Regions from separate parts of the Mus musculus genome. Here regions 1 and 2 are each linked to region 3. The links are chromatin loops, found by intact Hi-C in ENCODE. Cell type or tissue: heart. All regions are shown on one strand.

Region 1 (8,000 bases), 84 kb after region 3:
CAACCCAAAATTTTTGTTTGTTTTGCTTTACTTTTTAGGACTAGTATTTCTCGGTGTAACAGCCCTGGTTGTTCTTGTACTCAGTTTGTAAGCCAGGATGGCCTCTAACTGTACAGAGATCCTCCTGCGTCTGCCTTCAAAGTGCTGGGATGAAAGGCATGCACCACCCCCAACCGGCTAACAAACAGATTTTAATGAATCCCTCAAATAAAAAAAGAAAAAAGAAAAAACAAGTGAGGGTATTTTATGGTCACTCCCCTAAAATTGACACATAGTTCAATACAATGTTAATAAAAAACATCTCACTCCCACCCCACCCCCACTAAATAAATAAATAAATAAGCCGGGCAGTGGTGGCCCACGCCTTTGATCCCAGCACTTGGGAGGCAGAGGCAGGCGGATTTCTGAGTTCGAAGCCAGCCTGGTCTACATTGTGAATTCCAGGACAGCTAGGGCAACACAGAGAAACCCTGTCTCGAAAACAAAACAAAACAAAACAAAACAAAAATCCCGGTCCATTAAAATCTTCACAGGATTTTTGTTGTTGGTTTGGTTTGGTTTTGGCTTGTGTGTGTGTGTGTGTGTGTGTGTGTGTGTGTGTGTGTGTGTACATATATTGATAAGCTGATTCCAAAAGCAGGATTCATAAGTCTTTTAAATATTTATTTTTAATTGTGCGTATTGTAAACTGCCCCTGCTGGTCTTTGGTGACTGGGAAGAAAGAGACAGATGCTGTAAACGTCAGAAAGATTTGCAAATGACTGCCTTCCGAGGGGTCTTTCATATACAAAACAACCAATTCCAGACCCCATGTTTTGGGCTCTTACTTCCTAAGGCAAGGCGCCCTGTCTCTAACCTACAGGAGTATGGTCCCGACCGCTGATTAGGCTGGAGCAAGCTGCAGCTGCGCCTACAGCAACTCCACCTGCTCGACTGGTTCACCTTGCTTCTCCCAGCCCTGAAAGCCACAGGAAAAGTTCTGCTCTGCCTTCTCCTCCTCCCTCCAGGCTGACTCAGGTACTTTCCCATGTGTCTCCAGGTTGTGTTACCAGTCCCTTTCTTTTAGGTATTGTGAATCACTGACTATCTTTTCCATAGCCTTTGTGCCCTGATCAGTTGTCTTCGGGTACCTGAATGATAATAAAACCTACATTTAAAAAAGGATATGCAGATTTCCCCAGGAGTCCCACACTGGGAGAAGGAAACGGCCTGGGGCAGCCAGAAGGAAGATACTTGTCTCCGGGTTAGTGACTTCCCACAGTTCTGAGGGCTCGTTAGACCGCTTTGCGGAGGACGCTAGAGCTGAGGACCCCAGAGATGGACTTGGGGGTGGGGGGTTACAATCCTCATTGTTCTTCCCATGTGGCTACGTAGTACACACATACATCTTGTTTATTTAATTTACACTGTTGTCTCCTGAGGGCAGTTCCGTGAGTGAGCAGGTCCGTGAGTTAAGGCTCCTGGGGCCCTGGGCTCTGTCCTTAACACTGGTAACAGTTTTTCTGTGACCCCGACAACGCCAGTAATAATCACGTGGGAGAAGGACGCCCTCTGTACTAGGTTCTACGTAGCTGAAAAGCCGCTCGCACTTTCCCGCGTATGTTGGACCTCATGGCCGTCATGGCCTCTCAGCTCCAGTGATCGGCAATCGAGTTTCGGCCAGTTTACTGCTTGGAGTTCCTTCTCTAGCCCATTCCTGAAATAAATCAAGTCAAATGAATTTCACAAGATGATGTATATTGGCTGAAGTTCCTCTGGCCTGGCATGAACCTGCATTAGCCAGTCCCGCTTCTATCCAACGAATTTACCCCGTTGTGTTTCCTCAGTTGTCTCTTTTTGAGTCTGTGAAGTCTCCAAGTTCTTTTGTTTGTTTGTTTGTTTGTTTATTACTTTCCCTCCCTTTATATTGAAATTAGGGTTTGTTTGTTTGTTTTTTTTTTTCTCCTCAAAAAATATATCCTGATTATGGTTTTCCTTCTGGGTTCCTCCCCTCTCCAGTTTCTCCTCACCTCCCTCCTATCAGATACAGCTCTTTTGTGTCTTTTTTAAAACAATAGGCCTGATAAGGTGGCTCACCTTTAATCCCAGTACTGGGGAGGCAGAGGCAGGCTGATCTCTGAGAGCTCCAGGCCAGCCTGATCTAAAGAGTGAGTTCCAAGACAGCCAGGGCTTCACAGAGAAACCCTGTCTCAAAAAACAAACAAACAAACAAACAAACAAACAAACATTTGTACATAAAGAATAATAATATGGGGGATGAGGGGTGAAATTCGCTGGGTGAGAACCTACATAACATGCACATGAACCCTTAGGTTCCATCCCAGCACCAAATAAGCTTGCTTCGGCGGTGCCTGCCTGCCATGCCGTGCCAGCACTAGGGAGAGGCGCGTGTGAACCATCTAATATGAACTGACCTCAGATCTTCTGAAGGAGCGGCCAGCAATCTTTCCACCGAGCCATTGCTCTAGTCCCCAGAATACATAAAGATATGCTTCAAATTATCTTTTTACAAATAAATATTTTAAAATTATTGTAATTTAAAGTATGTTTTAAATTTAATTTGAATATGTAAGCATTTTTTTTTTCCTGCTTGCCTGTATGTATGTTGCATTTGGGGCAACATCTGGGAACCACTGTGTAGGTGCAGGGAACTGAACCCAGGTCAGCTGCAAAAGAAGTGTGCCCTTAACCAAGAAGCCATTTTTTCAGCCCTCAGAATATGTATGTGTGTGTGTGTGCCTGTGTATGTATATATATACACTCACACACACACACACACACACACACACACACACGGTGGGGGTGGGGAGGTTGGTTTGTTTGTTTTTCAAGACAGGGTTTCTCTGTGAACCCATGGCTGCCCTGGAACTTGCTCTGTAGACCAGGCTGACCTTGAACTCATAGGAGATCTCTGTTATAAAACAAAGTGTATAGCAGAGAAACACTGTCTTAGTTATAGGCCTGGTTGTCCTGGAACTCACTCTATAGACCAGGCTGGCCTCAAACTCAGAAATCTGCCTGCCTCTGCCTCCCAAGTGCTGGGATTAAAGGCGTGCTCCACCACTGCCCAGCCACAGCAACTCTTATAAAGGAAAACATTTCTTTGGGGCTGGCTTACAGTTCAGAGGTTCAGTCTATCTATGATCATGGCAAGAAGCATGATGGTATATAGACAGACTTGCTGCTTGAGCTGAGTGTTCTACATTTTGATCCAGAGGTAGCAGAAGGAGACTGTGTTCCACACTGGACATAGCTTGAGCATGTTTGAGACCCCACAGCCAACCCCTACAGTGATACTCTTCCTCCAACAAAGGCACACCTACTCCAACAAGGTCACACCTCCTATGAGCCAAGCATTCAAACACATGAGTCTATTAGGCCATTCCTATTCAAGCCACCACAAACTCTCTGTCTTGAAAAAGCTAAGATAAAGAAATAATATAAAATATAAAAGAAATAATAAAGGCATGTGCCACCAATGCCCAGCTATGTATTTTAAACCATACAAATTCAGATTAAAAAAACCAACCTGGGGCTGGAGAGATGGCTCAGTGGTTAAGAGCACTGACTACTCTTCCAAAGGTCCTGAGTTCAAATCCTAGCAACCATATGGGGGCTCACAACCATCTGTAATGAGATCTGACTCCCTCTTCTGGTGTGTCTAAAGACAGCTACAGTGTACTTACATAAAATAATAATAATAAAAAAACCCAAACAAACAAAAACCCTTGGGCTGGAGAGATGGCTCAGATATTAAGAACACTGGCTATTCTTCCAGAGGAGGTCCTGAGTTCAATTCCCAGCAACCACATGGTGGCACATAACCACTTCTAGTGAGATCTGGTGCCCTCTTCTGGCCTGTAGGTATATATGCAGGCAGAAGGCTGTATACAGAATAAATAAATCTTAAAAAAAAAAAAAAAAAGCCAACCCAAGAGAAAAAGATACAAAAAAATTTGAAGAGATACTCTTATTAAAAGAGGAGAAAAATGGACAGGAAGTTGAATAAGTGGTCAACAAAATCAGTCATCAGGGATGTGAGGATTAAAGTCATATTAAAGTCATGGTAGCTGGGCCTGGGTTGTGTGCAAGGGGTGTGGGGTGTGGGGGTGGGGAGGGAGGATAATAAGTTTAAAGCTGCAGCTGCAGGGAAAATTCAGACTATATGGAAACATTGTCCCAACACACAGACACAGACACACACACACACACACACACACACACACACACTGTGATGGGTTACTAATATATTCTCACTGAAACGGTTAAAGTTATTAAATTATATATTACAATACCAGGCGTGGTTACTAAAGTGGAAGGGTAAAACTTTGTGGAACCTTACACTGTTGTAACCATCATAGTAAACACTCTCTGACCTCAGCTATGAAAGCTGACCATACGCATGTCCCATAACTCGGAAGTTACACTCCCGAGAAGATACTGTTGGCCCTGTGCTCTCCCTGGGACACAGAACCCACAGGCTTGCCCAGACATGCATGGAAAAATCTTTACTTCTGTTCCAAATGTGTACAGGTTTATTCTTGCCATTGTTTCCTAAGTGGTATGCCATAGCAACCTATGTAGCACGCATGGTTTATCAGGCATCATAAGTAATCTAGACAGGATTTCATGTATACAGGACTGCACAGGTTATAGGCAAAGTGCTATAAGACATATTTACTTTTAAAGTTATGTGTCTACATATATGTATATATACACACACACACATATATATATGGGCATATGTATATATATATATAGGTGTGAGCACAGGTACCCATGAGTCCAGAAGAGGGTGTTGGCTCCCCTGGAACCAAAGCTCTGCTTGGCAGATGTCTCGCTGCTCTGGCATCTCCAGCATCTTTAATGAAACCCAGGCTTCACTTCCACAGCTTCACATGATGGTCTCTCGTAGGCCTCTTACCTTCTCAGAGCCTTGACCCAAGGACCCCAGCCACACGCTGTCTGGCCTGAGAGGGTTCTTTAAAACCACTGAGGAAGCTGGACATGGTGGCCTTTAATCCCAGCGCTTGGGAGGCAGAGGCAGGCGGATTTCTGAGTTTGAGGCCAGCCTGGTCTACAAAGTGAGTTTCAGGACAGCTAGGGCTATACAGAGAAACCCTGTCTCAAAAAACCAAGCTCTTCCAGAAGGCCTGAGTTCAATTCCCAGCAGTCACTTGGTGGTTCACAATCATCTGTAATGGGATCTGATGCCCTCTTCTGGTATGTCTGAAGACAGCTACAGTGTACTCACATACATAAAATTAAATTAAAAAAAACATGGAGGGTGCCGAGCGTGGTGGTTCACGCCTTTAATCCCAGCACTTGGGAGGCAGAGGCAGGCACATTTCTGAGTTAGAGGCCAGCCTGGTCTACAAAGTGAGTTCCAGGACAGCCAGGGCTACACAGAGAAACCCTGTCTCGAAAAAACAAACAAACAAACAAACATGGAGGAAGAATCTTATTCAGTTGCTTCTAGGAGCAGAAAATGCTTCTGGCTCCTTGACTGGGTGGGGTCTTGCTCTGAGGGCCCCCTTCCCTTTACTCCAGGCCAGATCAGTCCTCTCCTAATGACACCGATCACCTTAATAATTACATCATCTCCTTTGCACATGCCTTGGCTGTAACGTTAACTTTTCAGTGCTCTTTTCTCTGAAGCGTACGTTTTGTATTTCTGTCCCACTTGCTCTTTTTCATTATAGATCTGCATAAACATTATCAACAATAATCATGCCACAGTGAAAGGGTCTGCAACCCTATAGGTGGAACAACAATATGAACTAACCAGGACCCCCAGAGCTCATGTCTCTAGCTGCATATGTAGCAGAAGATGGCCTATTCGTCCGTCATTGGGAAGAGAGGCCCCTTGGTCTTGCATACTTTATATGCCCCAGTACAGGGGAACGCCAGGGCCAAGAAGTGGGAGTGGGTGGGTAGGGGTGCAGGGCGGGGGGAGGGTATAGGGAACTTTCAGGATAGCATTTGAAATAAAGAAAATATCTAATAAAAAAAGAAAAACTAATAATCGTGCCACAGACTCGACTCTTGAAATTTCCTCTGCCTAATACACAAGTCCGTGACATTTTAATTTAGCTTTGGGCAAGTTATCAGGGTATGAGCAGAAGGCAGGTAGATTCTTTGTCGAAATATCACATGAATGTCCTCTGGCCCACTCACTAATATTCCTCTCAGAAACCTCTCGAACCAAGTGTTCCTGTCCACGCTGCCGTCAGTAACACTATTTCCCTGGCTCCTACTAAGCAGCCCTTTCAGCCCTGCTTATATCATTCAACTGCTTTTCTAATCCAAGTTCCAAAGTCTTCCACATCCCTTCAAAATGCAATACAGTCAGGTTCTTTACAGTGACAGCCGGCTCTCGGGTACCAACTTCTGAATTAGCTACTTTTCAGTTATAGTGATAAAATACCATGTCCAAAGCAACTCATAGAAGAAAAGTTTATATCGGTTTATGGTTCCAGAAGAATGAGAACATTGTGGCATGGCAGCAAATGACAGGCATGGTGGCAGGAGCAAGAAACTAGATATCACATCTTAACCACACACACACAAGGCAGAAAACGTGAACTGGAAGTGGGGGCAAACACTCAAAGCTCCCCCTGTGATGCTCCTAAACTTCCCCAAATAGCACCAGCAACTGGGAACCAAGTAGTCTAATGCCTGAGGCTGTGGGGGACATCTCTCAGGTAAGCACCACCCAGGGGAGTGGGAGGAGCTGCTCTTCTCGGATGCTATGCAGGCAAAGGCCCCCCACTGACATCATTATGTGTTTTCTGGGATTGAACTCAGGTTCTCAGGCTTTCAGAGCAAGCCCTTTGCCAACTGAGTTATCTCCCCAGTCCCAGATAGAAATCCCTTAAAGATTTTGCTGTGCTTTAGATCTAGCCCATGTGTTAAAGATCTGGTTCTTGTACTGGCACTGTTGGGGAGTGGCGGAGCTGAGCGGGAGTACACGGACCTTGGTGTCTACCTTCCACATCCCAGCCGTGGATGAGCTGGTTTCTTCTTCCACCTGCTTCCCAACGTTATATGCTAGGTCTCCCTGGACCGCAAAGCAACTGATCACAGGCAAAGCTAAACAACTTTGAGCCAAAATAAACCTTTTCTGTTTATAACTTGATTGTCTTAGTGTTTGTTACAGTATCAAAAAGTCAATCAATATATATTTTTTTAAACTAGAAAGTCAAGGACCATGGTAATAATAATGAACAAGTGCAAAGAGAGCTGGTGTGGGCTCACATCTGTAACTCAGCACTTTCAAGGCCAGGGCAGGGGAGTTGCTGTAAGTTGGAGACCACCTCCCCGGAAAGAAAGAAAAAAAAAAAAAGAATCCCAGCACTCGGGAGGCAGAGGCAGGCGGGTCTCTGAGTTCGAGGTAGCCTTTGTTTGGTCTACAAAGTGAGTTCCAGGACAGCCAGGGCTATACAGAGAAACCCTGTCTCGAAAAAACAAAAACAAAAACAAAAAAAACAAAAAAACCAACCAAACAAACAAACAAACAAAAAAAGAATTATTTCCTCTACTCCAGTGGAAGGGGCCCAGTAATCATCTAGGTACCAAGTGACTGGTTAGGTACTGGACTGGATTCTCAGTGGTTTAGTCTTTGTTGCAGTAACTTGGCCAACAGCAGTAGTTATACCAGCCTCCATGAGTAAGAGCTCATTTTAAAAAAATTATTACTTTCTTTGTTTGATTGGTTGGCTTTTTGAGGGGCAGGCTTTCTCTGTATAGCTCCGGCTACCCTGGAACTCATTCTGTAGACCAGGATGGCCTTGAGCTCTGAGATCCTCCTGTCTCTGCCTCCCAAATACTGAGATTAAAAAAAATGTGTGCCACCAACTCCTAACAAAAATTATTATATTCTTATCTATTGTTTTGTGTGAGTGTGAATGTATGCGGTTGTTCCACAGTATGTTTGTGAAGGTCAGAGCACAAGTTGTCAGAGTTGGTTCTCTCCTTCTACCATATGGATTCTGGGGATT
Region 2 (8,000 bases), 75 kb after region 3:
TTGACATCCAATCTATTTTGTTTATATTTGTTTTGGGGACAGGCTCTTCCTAGGTAGCCCAGGCTGTCCTCAGACTTGCAGTGATACTCCTGTCTGAGTCGTTGATGTTCAGGGATTATCAACCAAGTGCCACCCTGTGTGGCTTCATTTACATTTTCGTAGCAAAATTGTAGTCAACAATTTCAGAATAGTCTTGTAACCTGCAAAGTCTCTCCTCTAGAATGAAGGTAGAGTCAGAGCGTGGTGGTTTATGCCTGTGATGTCCTAAGAGGAGCTAAACAGTTCAGGGCTAGCCTGGTCTGTATCGCAAGTTCTAGGTCAGCCAGGACGACAGTGAGACCTTAGCTCATGTTTCCATGTACTAGGAATAGTACAAAGTGCGGCAGCTATTTATTCCCTTCTCCACACACCTCGGGGTCCCCGGGGGCTCGAAAGAGAAGCACACTCATAGTGACACATCTGTAAACCTAGCACTCAAGAGGCTAGTCCTCCTTAGATAGGAGGATCCAAGTTCGAGGCCAGCCTGGACTAGAATGAGACCCTGTCTTAAGACTTGTCCCCTTAGCCCAGGGAAAGGTGACCTCTCCCCCTCAAGGGTCTCAGACAGGAACCATTTCCCAGCATCCCAATGGAGCCAGAGGAGAAAGGAGAAGAGGTGACCCATGGAGAAGGGCAGCCTGACTGCACAACTGTCCAGCAGCAGAGATGCCAGTGATGAGGGCTTTGGGCCTCCTGTCTGAAAAGCCAAATGTCCATACGTAACTCAAAAACACTGCAGCCAGCATCCACTTCGACTTCTGTTTTTGTTATGTCCAGAAATCTAGGACCGCAAAGAAATGGTACCCCCACTTTTATACGTATAGGCCTAAAACAATAAAGCTTACAGGTGGATAATTTAAAAGAGAAACAACAGGACCTAGAAAGCAAAAGACAGGTGGAATCATCTAGTCCAAGAATCTTCTCCCAACCTATCAGCTCCTGTCTTACCCCTCAACTCTCTACTTCACTGGGAAACAGCGGAGGTCCGATCTTGCCCGGATGACCACTTGTGTCCCATGAAAATCATATTAAGTATATTGATATGATCATGGAGAGGAAAATTATCATTTCAACCATATAGTCCAAACAAGTGCTTAAATGGGTCCTAAGCTGCTCTGCTTACTGGCCATGCATAGTCAAACTAGAAAGAGACTTTCCTGCTACAACAGTGAACTTTGTAACCGAGCAAGGCAGCATGTGAGAAACACCAAACACTGAGAACTTACGATTTTAAGATTTTAAGCCATTCATCGGTGAGATAAGATACAGGCATGGGGGGCTGGTGAGATGGCTCAGTGGGTAAGAGCACCCGACTGTTCTTCCGAAGGTCCAGAGTTCAAATCCCAGCAACCACATGGTGGCTCACAACCATCCATAACAAGATCTGACTCCCTCTTCTGGTGTGTCTGAAGACAGCTACAGTGTACTTACATAAAATAATAAATAAATCTTTAAAAAAAAAAAAAAAGATACAGGCATGGGGATGAGATGGGAGTCAAAGTCCCCAAGCCAGTGGGCTAAGAGGTGAGTGTGGAGAGCCATCGAGATGGCTCTGTGGGTAAAGGCCCTGGCCAGGCAAATCTGATGATCTGAGTTGGATTGCGGGGGACTCACACGGTAGAAGAGAATCCAACTGACTACCAAAGATTGTCTTCTGTCCCCCACGGAGGTACTAACCCTGGCGTAAGCCTCAGATACACCCAAGTGCACACACACACACACACACACACACACACACACAGAGAGGAAAGAAAATGTAAAAACTTAAAAGAAATGAGTGTGTGGAGGAAATCTCCAGTTAAAGGGCTAAGTCGTATTTGGGATGTTTCTGATGACTTTTAACTTCCTAAGACCTGGCTCAGAGCTGACATATATGATAAAAACAGAGAAGATGGCAGGCACTAAAGTGGCTTAACAGACACACGTACAAAGATATGGGAACTCCCTGTACCTGCATGGGCAGGAAAGCTGGGGGTGGTCCCCAACATTGGCACACACCTTCACCTTGAAAGTGCAAAAGCAAAGCCCTAGGCCTATATCCACTTTCAAAAGGACTTCTTGGGGTACCCTGAAGTGGAGCAGGCCCAAAACTGTGAGGGTCTTTCTCCACCCCAGAGCAAAGGCAAGCGGTGTGAGTGTGGTTCTACGCCCTTCTTCCATCCATCAGAACGCAACCCCTAACCCCCAACCCCTAACCAGTGAACAACACCCACACACACACACACACACACACACACACACACACACACACTACACGAACTGTGGAGGCCATCCTGCTCCACCCAGCAAGGGCCCGAAATGACAGCAGGAACGACCCATTCAGCGCCCAGATCTTCCATGGCCACCCTTGAGTATAATCATATTTAAGATGAACTTTTATTCGAGCTCAGTTCCCTCAGGGATGCACTCCTGAGGAGTAGACACGCCAGCAGGGAGAATGAACCAACCAACTCTGGAAAGCTCTGTGCGAGGCAGAGACAACGAGCAAGGCGCCGCACAGCAGGAGGGTGTGCACCCAGGATTTACCATCCAACCCAGCATCAGCATAGGAAACTTGGATGTGGAGTAGCGGCTCGAAGACCAGGCCAACCCCGAACTGCACCCCTCATTTCGCAGGGGAGAGAGGCGGGAGCTCCGAGCTGGAGAGGGGTGAAGGAATCCGCCCTCATTTGCACATTGTCTGGGGCCGGGTCAATTTGCTTAATCACCGCTCTAAATGCCAGGCACACAGCACACAATGCGCTCCCATTAACAGGTTTAAAGTGTCGCAGCGCTCGCTTTAAATGAGAAAAGCCCGCAACAAAAGGGGGAAAAAGCCAAGTAAGAATGCCTTGGGTCGCCCTCCAAACCATCTCAGAGGAGTTTAAAACCCAGAGTTCTGCAGAAAAATTGAGGCCCTGGGGGTGAGGATTGGGGGTGGGTCGTGAATAGTTCACACAAAATAAGGAGTTTGTACAGCTCACAGCAGCCCAGGGAACCCGCAGGTCAGAGGACATCTCAAGTCAGGATCCTCCAGGCCCTTGCCCAACTTTCTCCCTTGCCAAGGGGAAAGCTGACCAATCTCCGGGAAGGAAAGCGAGACACCCCCCCCCCAAACACACACCCCCCACCTCCAAAGGCAGGCACAAATCCAAGTTTTCCTTTGGTAGGAGCAAGGAATTTGGGAGGCTGGGAGGTCCCACCAGGCCGCAATCTCCCAAAGGCGAGAAGTTAAAAGAACTTTACTTTCATCCCGTTACTGGCCAAAAGCAGTCTCATACTAGGCCGCCACAGGGGAGTTTGACTCTGCAAACAAGTTCGGCCCAGGATCAGCTCAGGCAGGAGGCCCCATCCCCCACACCACGGAAAGCCCAGGGGCGCATCCCGCCGGGCCCGACGCCCACCGGTCCCGGCACGGCCGGACTGACACTTACGGTGCGCGCTCCACCAGGAGACAGGGGTCCGTTGGAGAGGTACGGGCTGCTCAGGTCTGGAATCATCAGGAAGGGGTACCCAGGATACGCAGGTCCCTTAAAAAAAGCGCCATCCTGGGGCCTTCTCACTGCGGACAAAACCAAAGTGGAGTGAGGTCAGGGGTCCCCCAGACAGAGTAGCTATCTGGAGCTCGGGGCGGGAATCTGGAACCCGAGCACCCCTCGAGTGAGCCCCAGAGTGGCTGCTGCAGCGATGGGAGGAGAGCAGGGGTTCCGCCACCCGGACCGTGGAGACCCGTACGGCCAATCGCTGATGGCTGGAGAGTGGAGACTGACGGAGAAGGCACTTACCTTCGGCGAAATAGTCGCGCGGCTTCTGGAAAGCGTCCCGGGCGGGCTGCGGGCGCCTCTCCGCCTGTGGAGGAGACACAAAGGCGAGGGCGGGTGAGCGGGAGCGGGACCCGGGTCCCCCAGAGGCTGACCCTAGGAATCCCTTTACCTCGGAGTCCGAGCTACTGCTCTGATTCTCCGATTCGTTGACCAGGGACGACTTGACCTCATCCAGATCCCTCTGCGCCGAAGCGCTGTCGCTGCTCGGCTCTTGCTCTTCGCCCCCCTCGTCCTGGAAGGGGATCAGCTCGTCGTTCGCTCCGAGGTCGTCCCCTCCACTGGTTGCCCCGGCTCCGGAGCCACCGCCTCCCCCGCCGGCGCCGCCACCGCGGCCACCACCGAGCTGGGGCATGGTGGGGCCACGGGCCGGGGCCGCTGCGCTCGGAGCCCCGCGCCCTGCCTGGCCCGGCCCGGCGCCCCTCCCTCCCTCTCGCTGGCCCGGCTCCGATCGTTTGGCCGCTGCGGCGACAAAGTTTTGACAGGGCGTGGCTCTGTGGGAAGCGGGCCCAGCACCGCCCAGCCGGGGCAAGAGACACTCGGCTCCGAATCGTCCCGCAGCACGGAACCTAGGACTCCCAACTAGCCGCCGCCACCGCCGCTGCCTTCTCGGCCCGGGCGTCCCAGCGCCTGGCCCGCCGGGGAGGGGCGATGGGGAAGGAGGGAGGGACCGCCCGGCGGGGCAGGGGGGCCGGAGGGAGGAGCCCCGGCTGCAAGCTGACACCCGCGCCTCTCGGAACCAGGCGAACTGCAGCGCGCGCACGCACACTCGTATTCACACTCGCGTCCTGCTCGCTTGCACCTTCCGGGGCCTACAACTACCCTCCTCGTGCGACCACCCTACCCCTCGAACTTATCCAGATCCCCTCCAGTGAACTCCATGGCTACCCTGGGAAGTCCTTTCTCGCACCCTCCCTCTAAGAGTCTGGCCCGCACTCCTTCACATCCCCTAACTTTCTTTGCAAACAAGCCCCAGAACTCCGCGCGGGTTCCCACTCCGCTCCCACCGCACTGGCAGGCAGCACTGCCCCCTGCGGGACAGCCGAGGACTCGCAGATCCGCCGAGCACAACCACTCAGCCTGCCGAGTACAGGATCCCATCAGCCCTTCTACTCAGCCAGATTTTGTGACACTTTGAAACAAGTTGAGCGGTCTTACATTCCCTTTCCTATGGTATTCCAACGCATTCCTGTCCCCAAACTGTGTTTTTGATCACTTCCTCTTAGTAAGGAACTACTGCAACCTTGAAGATCACGCTTTCTCTCTAAAGCTGGAGAAGAGGTGTGAAATTCAATACTCACTGTCTTGGATTCAGACGGGATTTTAACTGTATTGATTTTAAGAAGAAATTATCACCCAGAACTCCCAAAGCTGATTAGGAAGCTGCCGTGATAGCCCACAAGCACCATAAGCAAATTACCTAACTAGCTTCATAGGTAAAAAACAGACTTGAGAGAGTATCTGGGCGCTAACAAGATGGCTCAGCAGGTACTTACCGTCAAGCCCCATGTCTTCAGTTCCCTGTCCGGTACCCACATGGTGGAAGTAGAGAACAGACACTCGTCCTCTAGCTTCTACGTGTGGACCATGCCATGTGCACTCATTCCCTCACAAGTTAGGTATCATTTAAAAGATGGAGATGGTAGAGCGTGTATTTAGCATTCATGAGGTCCTGTGTTCAATCCTCGGGACTAGATAGACTCATATATCCTCAGTCAGCTGGGGATGGGGGAAGTAACGCCACTTGGAGCCATCCTCCATGGGGACATTGGTGACAACATAAATTTTAAAATCAGTCTAGAACGTCAGTATGAGCATATTTTTTAAATGTTTTAAACACAACTGAAAGCCAGGTATGGTGACCTGTGCTTTTAATCCCAAAACCTGAGAGAGGAAGCAGAGGCCGGTGGATCTCTGTGAGGCTGAGGCCAGCCTGGTCTACACAATGAGGTACAAGACAACTGCTTAGAGAGGCCCCTGTCTTTAAAAGCAAGCAAGCCAGCAAACAAGCAAGCAAGCACAACTTACACATGAGGCTGGACAAAGTTACAGCTTTAAGAAGGGGGTGATGGAGAGAGCTACAGTCCATCTGCATCTTTCTTCCCACAGAACCCACAGCAGGGAACTGGGCAGGTTGAGCCCCGACTTAGGTGGACCAATAATGGGTTTAAAGAAACACCATTAAGACAAAGATTAGTACATATAGCTTTCGGTGTCTCATTTAAAAACATTTTAGGGGTTGGGCAGTGGTGTCACATGACTTTCATCCCAGCACTCAGGAGGCAGAGGCAAGTGGATCCCTGAGTTCAAGGCCAGCCTGGTCTACAGAGTGAGATCCAGGACAGTCAGGGCTACACAGAGAAACCTGTCTCAGAAAACAAAACAAAAACTAGGTGACAGAGGCATGGCAGTGACAGTGATAGCTTAGGGCTAGTCCACTGAGCTCAGAGCTAAGAGTGAGTCTAGAGCCTGAGTTTGGTAGTTGCTGCTCTCCTGTAGCTTATCCCAGACCTCCTCCACCCTTTGGTCAGAGTACCTCAGCACACACCCTCCCTCGTGTTATTATATGGTATTTTGCAGAAGGTTTTTTTTTGTTGTTGTTGTTAAAATAATTGTATAGGAGGAATCTATGGAACTCTTATTTAAAACCCTTTTCCTGTGGTGTATAAACATATGAAGAGCTCATTGTATTAGTTCTCTATGGCCACTGTGATAAATCACTACAAACTTGGTTGCCTAAAAAGAGAAAGATGTTCTTAAAGGACAGTAATCTTTCTATTGTTGTTGAAATACAAATTAGTTTTACTAGATAGAAATTAAGCTGTTGGGGGCTGGAGAGATGGCTCAGTGGTTAAGAGCACCGACTCTTCTTCTTTTTTGTTTTTGTTTTTGTTTTTCGAGACAGGGTTTCTCTGTATAGCCCTGGCTGTCCTGGAACTCACTTTGTAGACCAGGCTGGCCTCTAACTCATTAATCTGCCTGCCTCTGCTTCCCGAGTGCTGGGATTAAAGGCCTGCGCCACCACGCCCGGCCGGACTCTTCTTCCTGAGGTCCTGAGTTCAATTTCCAGCAACCACATGGTGGCTCACAACCATCAATAATGGGATCCGATGCCCTCTTCTGGTGTGTCTGGAGACAGCTACAGTGTACTCACATACATAAAGTAAATAAAATCTTAAAAAAAAAAAAAAAAAAGGGCTGGTGAGATGGCTCAGTGGGTAAGAGCACCCGACTGTTCTTCCGAAGGTCCAGAGTTCAAATCCCAGCAACCACATGGTGGCTCACAGCCATCTGTAACAAGATTTGATGCCCTCTTCTGGAGTGTCTGAAGACAGCTACAGTGTACTTACATATAATATAATAAATAAATAAATCTTTAAAAAAAAAAAAAAAAAAAAAAAAGGGGCTGGAGAGATGGCTCAGAGGTTAAGAGCACTGACTGCTCTTCCAAAGGTCCCGAGTTCAATTCCCAGCAACCACATGGTGGCTCACAACCATCTGTAATAAGATCTGACGCCCTCTTCTGGTGTGTCTGAAGACAGCTACAGTGTACTTACATATAATAAATAAATAAATAAATAAATAAATAAATAAAAAAAAGGAAGGAAGGAAGGGAGGGAGGGAGGGAGGGAGAGAGCAAAAGAAAGAAAGAAAGAAAGAAAGAAAGAAAGAAAGAAAGAAAGAAAGAATTTAAGATGTTGGCAGCTGGGAAGTTCAATGTTACCTTGATGGTAGAGAGCTTGGTTAGAATCTGATATCCTGATTTGAATCCCCAGGACTGCTGAAGAGAGGCAGGGAGGGGTAGGAATGGAAGAGAAGGGTAGGGAAGGAAAGGGAATAAGGAAGAGAAAGAATGAGCTGATGGGACCATATGGCCTCTGAGGGCTCCAATGAGCCTCCTGCTAGCTTCTAGGGCTGTTGATACTCTATTTTGAACTATACCTTGCTAATTTCTGTTATCTGTGGTCACACTGGAGCCCTGAAATGGCATTTGGAGACCATTCCAGTAACTCAGCATCGTCTTTCTGCCAGGCTCCAATCCATAGCTGAATCAAATCTTGAAAGACCGCTTGACCTCATTCCTAGGCTCTGGGGATTAGGCCATGGGCCTGTCTGTCATCTTTGGGAGTGAGCTGTTGTCAGCCTACCACACCTGTCAAC
Region 3 (8,000 bases):
CAAACACATGCGTCATGTCAAGCTTTAATTTTTATCATCATTGTTTTCCTTTGCATTCATATGGCCCTGTTTCTGTTTTAGAATTTTAACTTTTTTTTTAATGTGTATGAGTGTTTAATATGTCTGGGTACCACATATGCGCCTGGCACCTGAGGGAGGCAGAAGGTGTCAGGGCTCCTGAAACAGGAGTTACAGAGGTTCTGAGCTGCCAGGTAGACACTAGGAATTGAACCTGGATCCTCTGCAAGAGCAGCCTGTGCTCTTAACCGCTGAGCCATCTCTCCAGCCCTGTTGTTTCTTTTTTCAAACAGAAACTCTTGGTGAAACATCTTATGTCACTATTGAGGCCTCTACCACAAGACGTCCTTTGGCATGACTAGTTAATGCATCTCGCTGCATGAACTAGTCTTTCCTTGGGTGATATGTTCAAGTGAGGTTTACTTTTGCCCTGTCAGTCACTCCTTGCGTGAAAGTAAGGGCTTGTGCTCTAGTATCTTCCCCGACATTTTAAGCTATAGAGGGTGGGAACCTTCTCTCATTGTCCTTACAACTGCAGGATGTGTGCAGCAACTGTAACATGAATAGGTGCACGTGTGCACACTGAGTGTGTGTGTGGGCGTGTTAATAGGGTTGAGCTGATTAACTTCACAACACCATATGCATTCCATGAGCAAAACAAGGCATGGTGCATGTCTGTGGGCTGGAATGTTTGGTCTTAGGTTCTTTTGCTCTCTGAGGCAAAATGGAGAGGGTAGGATGTGAACCGGGTTCACTCACTAGCTGGCTCGCTCACTGGGATTTGTTTGGAATCCATAGTTTCCGAAAACCTTAAGCACAGCGGGACATGGGGTCCCCAGATGGCGAGGGGCTGTTAGATCTTCACGGGCCACGGAAATGGGCAAATTGCATTTTGCACAGTCACATAACTTCCCGACAGAACTTGACTATTATTTCCACAGCAGTCAAGTTCTTCAGAGTGGAGGAGGGGCTGATCTAGGTGCCTGGAGCCAGGGTCCAGGAGAGGCTGAGCTGGGTAGACTAGTTGGCTGAGGCTAGCTTATTCTCAGAGAGCCTCCTTTCATCTCTTTTGAATAAAATCTGCATTCCCTTTCTGGTAGAAGGGCAGGTCTCTGTTAATGGCCCTGAGTGTAGTGGACTCTGTGCCCTCAAAGCCAAGCTCCTCGAGGAAGCTGAACCCAGGCCAACGTTAGTACAAGAAGAGAAAGAGGGATTGTCCCTCTCACATAGCTCAACATCTCATTCTCTTCGAGGCCTCAAAACCCTAATTTGACCACAAAAACCTGGCCTCTGGTGTTTCTGTTATGAGTATCGGATTCCTTCAGCTGAACTTGGCTGTTCACTGCCTGAACAAATTACATTAACAATACAGAGAAATGTATACAGGGCCTTAAAAACACTGCTGAGCAGGGACCAAAACAAAGACGGCTGTATCCTAGCAACAAACCTCACCCCCCAAGCAAGGCTGTGGGCTCTGCCAGGGATTGTAAGCCATTGAGCGCCTCTCTTCTCTGCAAACAATTAGGGACAGAGAAGTCACAATTACAGATGGGATTTACAGCCAAAGGGGCAATCTATAAATCACAGAGCTCCCACCCCCAGCCATTCCCAGCCAGATAATCAGAGCCAGATGTTCACCACAGCTGCTTTCGACGTGGGTACACTGTTGGCCAACCTGACCACACTCCTGCTCTGAGCCAAACGGTCCAGCCAAGTCAGAGGGGCCTCTGCATCCTGGAGCCTGCCCAACCATAGGAAAGGTTGGGGCATGTGGGAACTGTTTGCTGGAGCAATCACGGAGGCACAGGCTCCCCTCTGGTGAGGACCTGTGGCTTGCAAGTTCCTGCAAACCTGGCACAACTAGTGATGGTGGTGACCATGGCAATCAGCAACCACATCTTTAGCATCTCTTGCTAGGGGCTAGGCACTGGATGGAGCCTTTTAAGGCATGGTTGTTAGGGAAGTTCTTCAATTATTCACCCAATTTGGAGCTGAAAACAGGAATTGCTTGTGTCAGCCAATTTGCAAGCATGAGGACCTGGGTTCGGATCCCCAGCACCCACATAGAAACCAGGCATGCACTGCACATCTGGAATTCCAGCGCTGGGAAGGGAGTGACATTCACCCCCTAAGGCCCATGGGCTAGCGAGTCTAGCCAATCGGTGAGCTCAAGGTTTGGAGAGACCTTGTCTCAAAAGAGAAGGCAGAAGCCACTGGAGAACACACCTGATGCCGACCCCAGGTCTACACACACACTGTACATACACTGCACAAAGGAAGTAGAAAATAAAGTAGCTAGTCACCCAATCCATAGATGAAGAAAATGAACCTCGGAGATGCCAAGGATTTTCTAGAATGTCTCAGTGCTGGTAAGTAGTGGGGGAAACAACTCAAAGCTCCGTGTGTGACCTCAAGATTGACTTTGAGACCCCGACAATCTCATTCAGCAGTAGAACAGTGGGGAGACTTTGGGCGAATAGAGAGAAAGGCTTTAGAAATTTGTCTCTGGACTGTATAAATGAAAAGAGGCTTGCGGTTGTTTCATCTCGCCATAGGTGACTCTGTCTTAGCACTCTGTTGCATTTATTTGTTTATCTGCTCATTTAGTGCGTGTGATGTGTATTGGTCACACATGCCATAGAGCACACATGGAGGTCAGAGAACAACTTGTGAGAGTTGACAGCAGGCATCTTTACCCGATGAGCCATTTCCGTCAGCTGGTGACTCTATTTTAAATGCCCAGGCTTTAACCAAGCCAGAATTTTAGGACCTAGGGTCATGGGATTGCAATCGCCAAGTTTGTTAAGAGCGGTATTATTCAAGTGTGGCCAAGGATTTCTGTTCATAGACCTCTTCAATACATTTTCTTCATTTTTATTTCCTAAGATATGGCATATATAAAGTGCGCATTCGTTTTAAGGGATCAGGAGATGGCTCAGTGAGTAAGTGCACTTGCCATGTACGTCAGACAACCTGATGCTCCTCAGAACCCTTGTAAAAGCCTGGCACAGTACTGCAGACACCTGGAATCCCAGTGCGCACCTACAAGGAGATGGGAGGTAGAGAGGGGGGGACTCTCTAGAATCTTGGGGATGTGTTAGCTAGCTGTAATGCAATGCAATAACGAAGAGACTCTGTCTCATATGGGTGAAACGGCATAAATCTGGTTTCTCTATGTACATCAATGTTCATATACATGAAGAAAAAAACATATACCCACCCCACCCAGTGAAGACCTCAAACTCATAGAGATCTGCCTACCTTGCCTCCTGAGTGCCAGGATTGAAGGCTTGCGCCACCATGCCTGGCAAATGCACTTGGTTTTGCAGAACTGGGACTGACCTCAGGGTCTCATGTATAGTAAGAAAGCATTCGGCTGTATTCCAGGTCTGTTTTATTTTTAATTCACTGTGTAGCACAGGCATGCCTTGGAGTTTCAATTTTCCTGCCTCCGCCTCCTGGGTAGTTAGAATTCCTAGCCTATGCCCTCAGATGGGGCTCAAGTACACACAGCTTAATTGTAGAGCTTAATCGATTTTTGTGCATATATAAACTAATGTCAACACCACCAGATCAAAATGTGGAACATTCTAGGGCCGGGGAGATTGTAGAGCAATTAAGTGTGTTTGCTGCTCTCCCAGAGGACCCGAGTTCAGTTCCCAGTACCTCCACTGGGTGGATCCCAATAGTCTGTTTCCCCAGCTCCAGGGACCCTGATTTCTAATGGCCCCTGCACACACATGCCTTGACCCCCTATAGTTTAACAGTGAACTCTAAGAAGGACACGGAATATTCTAGAGACCATTTAGAAGGTTGTTACTTGCTTCACCAAAGTCAATAACAACCCTGACCTTGTTAACATTGTCAGCTTCACTAGCTTTCGAACATTACCATGTGCCCTGCCTCTGTAACTTTCCTCCAGTTTTGATTACTCTCAGGGTTAAACCGCGGCTTCCAATTCTAAACCACCAATAATAAAAACCAGAGATAACACCATTAGTCCCGTCTACCGTTCCCAGGTTTGTGAGAATACTGTACAACATCTGTGACTGCTCGTCACCAGATCCTTGCCTTCAAGTGGGGAGAGGCCCTGAGTCATTTGTCTTCAGGCAATGCCCGGTAATCGAATCTGGTAGTAACAAGCTATGTTTACCCCACTTGCCACCCATCATCCTGACAGCCACCATCTTTCACTGCTCAGGGAGTGCAGCGGGGCATGGAAGATGTGCTTGAGGTCTTAGAGGGAGGAGGAGGAGGAGGAGGGATGGCACTGGAACGCCTAGGCTCCCCTGGGACAAAACAGTTCAGACTGTGGAGGCAAAGCCACTCTCATCGCTCAGTGTCCTGAGGAGCCAAGATAGGGGCGGCCAAGGGTGAGGACAGAGGTGTGAGCATCCTATTAGGACGAGAGCAGTTACCCACTCTCCACGCAGCACAATGAGGGACCCACTCTGGTCCAATCCCCTTTTTGGAAATCTGAGCAGAATCTCTATGCAAGATGTGTTGGGGCTGTAAGACTCCTTGCTTAGGATGGCACAGACAGATTCCAAGCAAAGAGGAGCCCAGGCCTGGGTGCTAGGAGAGGCAGGATTTTCCTTTCCCTTCCCTCTAGGGTGCAGAGCCGCCCACCTTTTTGCTCCTGGCACTGCCCCAGCTTCACTTCCCAGAGTGGCTATTTTTAGCTGTGCTTAGCACCCGTTTGTTGCCATGTCTGTTTAAAATCCTACAGCTGTTGGCATAGTGTGACATAGGACACTTCCAAAGGATGTAATGCTCCCAGCCGGAAGTGCCAAATCTCAAGGCTATCAAACTCTCATTCAAGTGTTTCCGGGTGACACATGAACACAGCAATCTTACATGCAAATAAAGCAGAGAGGCACGAGGTTCCTCTTAGGCTCTCTGGAGGTACCGCTTCTCCATCAGAGAGACAGCCAAAGAGGTGTCACTTGGACGTGGAAACAGTACAAACAGTGATGAGGTCTACTGGAAACCCCAAACTGAACACTAGCAGGGCGAGTTGGCAAATGCTTGCAATGCAAGCAACCACAAGATGAGATGAGAGCTTAGAGAGGGAGATGTCTCAAAAAATAAGGGGGTGAGTAATTGAGGAAGATATTCAACGCCCACCTGTGGCCTACACGTGCAAGTTTAACACATCACACATAAACACAAAAAATAACATTTTATACGTGTATATACGTGTGTGTGTGTTGTGTGTGTGTTTAAACTTTTCAGACAGAGCCTCGGGTAGCAGAGGGTAGCGTTGAACATGCTATACAGATGAGACTGGCCTGTGCTCCACCTCTCAAAGGCTGAGACTAAAAGTGTGCACCATTATGCCCAGCTACACAGCATTTTCTAATATTGTCCAATCACGGTTCTCATCCAAGCCACATTTGAAAGGGGACTAGGGGCTGGTGAGATGGCTCAGTGGGTAAGAGCACCCAACTGCTCTTCCGAAGGTCCGGCGTTCAAATCCCAGCAACCACATGGTGGCTCACAACCATCCGTAAGGAGATCTGACTCCCTCTTCTGGAGTGTCTGAAGACAGCTACAGTGTACTTACATATAATCAATAAATAAATCTTTTAAAAAAAAAAAGAAAGAAAGAAAGGGGACTAGACCAGTGGGCACAAGTCATGCCTACTGTAAGACACATCATGCACTTGACCAGGTGTGACCATGTGGTGGCAGTGGCCTCAGTAGTGGTGGTGGTGGTGGTGGTGGAGCGGTCTTCCGGTCTATAGTCTCGAGTTGTGATTTTAATGTTTGTGTTTCCAAAACTACAAACAGAGGCCAGGTCTATCATGCTTTGTGGAATCCTACACGCAATCTGGACCTTTCTTGGAAGGATGGAGACATGTCTTTCAAGCTCCCCAGATAATCTCTTATTTAGTCCTTACACTGATCTCTGAGGTCAAGAACATTGTCCTAGGTTCATTTTAAACAAATGGAAGGTGTGGAATTAAGTCTCTTACATAGAGTCACAGACTCTTCCTCTCTTTCTCAAGTATATGTCATGTACATGCCTGTGTGTATTTATGTTTGCATGTGCGTGGGTGCATGTGGAAGCTCAGGGATGACGGTGGGAGTCTTCCCAATCACTCTCCACCTTATTCATTGAGGCAGGTTCTCTCGGTGGAAGCTAAGCTTGCCTGTATGCCTACTCTGGCTAACCGGTTTGTTCTGGGGATTCTACCTTCTTAATGCTGGAACCCAGTACTTACATGGCCTCTGCAAAGCCAAACTCTGCTTCTGATGTTTGTATAGCAAGAGGTTTAACCACTCAACCATTGGCTCAGCCCAGCTAAAGTCAGAGACATTTGCAGCAACATTTATATGCCTTTCAGCTCACAGAATTGACACAAAGAGTTGTTAATATTTGGTGGTCCCAGAAAATAATATGAGCTCCTAAATTAGTAAGTGTTGCTTCCCTCTCAAAAGGCCTGTAATCTGCATCATGATCAAAAACTCTGATGAAGCAAGCCTTAAAGATAACAGCTCCATCCCCAAATTCAAACCCAAATTCAAACCCAAATATGTCTCTATGGGCAAGATTCACACACTGCTGTGTGCTGAGAGGCAAGAATACATGGGGTGGGATCTGGACTTTTTGTTTTGTTTTGAGACAGGGTTCCTCTGTGTAGCCCTGGTTGTCCTGGAACTCACTCTGTAGACCAGCCTGACTTCAAACTCTGCTTCTAGAGTGCAAGGATTAAAGATGTGTGCCACCATATCTGGCAAAAAGAGTTGTTTGTTTGTTTTATTTTTATATAATTTTTTACATACATTACATCCTGACCAAAGTTTTCTCTACACTCCTCCAGTGCCTGAAAAGAGTCTTAATGAAGGATTGCCTGCAAGGGCTGACCTATAAACATACCTTTGGGGAATTGACTTAATTCAATTACTTGGTGGGGAAAGACTCAGCCCACTGTGGGCAGCATCATTCCCTAGGTAGTCCCTGAGGAAATTAAGCTGAACAAACAAACTAGTGAGCATCCACACACTCATTTCTGTTCTTGACTGTGAGTGGGAATGTGACTGCTAGAGTTTTTTCAATGTGTTTTTGTGTGTGCCTGCAGAAGTTTTAGTGGGGCCAAGAAAGGTTAGGAAGGGGCTTGAGATCCAGTTCTGATGAACTGGAGTTACAGGTAGTTATGTGCAACCTGATATCAGTGCTTGGAATGGAACCCAGGGCCTGTACAGGAGCGGTGAGTGCTCTTAAGCACTGAGCCAGCTCTTTAGCCACATGACCACCTGTTTTAAGTTCCTGTCACCTTACTTTCCTTGTAAGGGATCATAACCTGGAATTCATGACTAAAACAAATATTTTCTTCCTTAAGTTGCTTTTTGTCAGGCTATTTTGTCACAGCAACAGAGATGAAATGAGGACAGATGTTATCTGGACTTCCTGGCTGTTGCCATCTTCATGCTGGAGATGTCGGTAACTTTTTCCTCAGGCTCCTTGCACGAGGATTCACAATCATTTACAAGGATCTCTCTAGTTGGTTCCGAGGCACTTCTGGGTGCTCAGCAATAGCATGCTTGCTTTCTATCAACCTGGACTTGTGGTGTTTATCTGTCCCATGCGGAGGAAACCCAGAACCAGACCACCCCATTTTAATGTGGCGCCTTTCAGATCAAGAGGTACGCAATCCTGTAATCCAATGGTCCTGTAAAATTCTTCAGCAGTTGGAGAAGACGTACAAATGGAGTTGAACCTGCCAAACGCAGCATATTTTAAAAAGTAATCTTGTTCTTATTAAATTCATATTGACTCTTGAGGGGGAAGAGGAGGAAAATCACATTTTTTATGATTCATCACTTCCTCAAGATAATAAAACATGATCTGAAGATATAAAAAAAAAAATATGTGGCTGCAAACATCTTTTCTCCCCCTTAAGCTGTTCTTTTCCCAAAAAAGCAGTTCCCACCGTTCCACAGAACCTTGTACTCCACTTCAGCTTTGTGGCCATCAC

What was found. A loop is a pair of places that touch in the nucleus more often than their neighbours do. Peaks named below come from ENCODE experiments on the same cell type or tissue, not always from the same donor. Only the 100,000 strongest peaks of a DNase experiment are listed, where the experiment ranks them.
Region 1: a loop joins it to region 3, with 1.9 times the contacts of the local background. A loop is called at or near these places in 2 of 42 quality-filtered maps.
Region 2: it touches region 3 in a loop (3-fold over the local background); 2 of 42 quality-filtered maps call a loop at or near these places.

The regions. Positions count from the first base shown.
Region 1 is chr6:72,794,114-72,802,113 of GRCm38, forward strand. No RefSeq gene overlaps it. Among named protein-coding and RNA genes, the nearest start is that of Tcf7l1, 9.1 kb to the left of the region's middle. In heart, a CTCF peak has its summit at 3,853 (motif pointing left); no DNase peak of the experiment used is centred here.
Region 2 is chr6:72,784,759-72,792,758 of GRCm38, forward strand. It overlaps Tcf7l1 (transcription factor 7 like 1 (T cell specific, HMG box)), which reads right to left and starts at 4,287. Exons shown (of 12, transcript NM_009332.3): 1 at 3,952-4,287; 2 at 3,804-3,867; 3 at 3,453-3,580. The coding sequence starts at 4,194. In heart, no CTCF peak of the experiment used is centred here; DNase peaks (open chromatin) are centred at 3,373, 3,663, 4,493, 4,803 and 1 weaker place; H3K4me3 peaks cover 3,398 bases; H3K27ac peaks cover 2,423 bases; H3K27me3 peaks cover 790 bases.
Region 3 is chr6:72,710,247-72,718,246 of GRCm38, forward strand. The region is part of intron 3 of Tcf7l1 (transcription factor 7 like 1 (T cell specific, HMG box)); the gene reads right to left. Among named protein-coding and RNA genes, the nearest start is that of Gm31249, 26 kb to the right of the region's middle. RefSeq lists an enhancer at 1-2,706. In heart, CTCF peaks have their summits at 3,664 and 4,612; DNase peaks (open chromatin) are centred at 1,556 and 4,663; H3K4me3 peaks cover 324 bases; H3K27ac peaks cover 2,029 bases.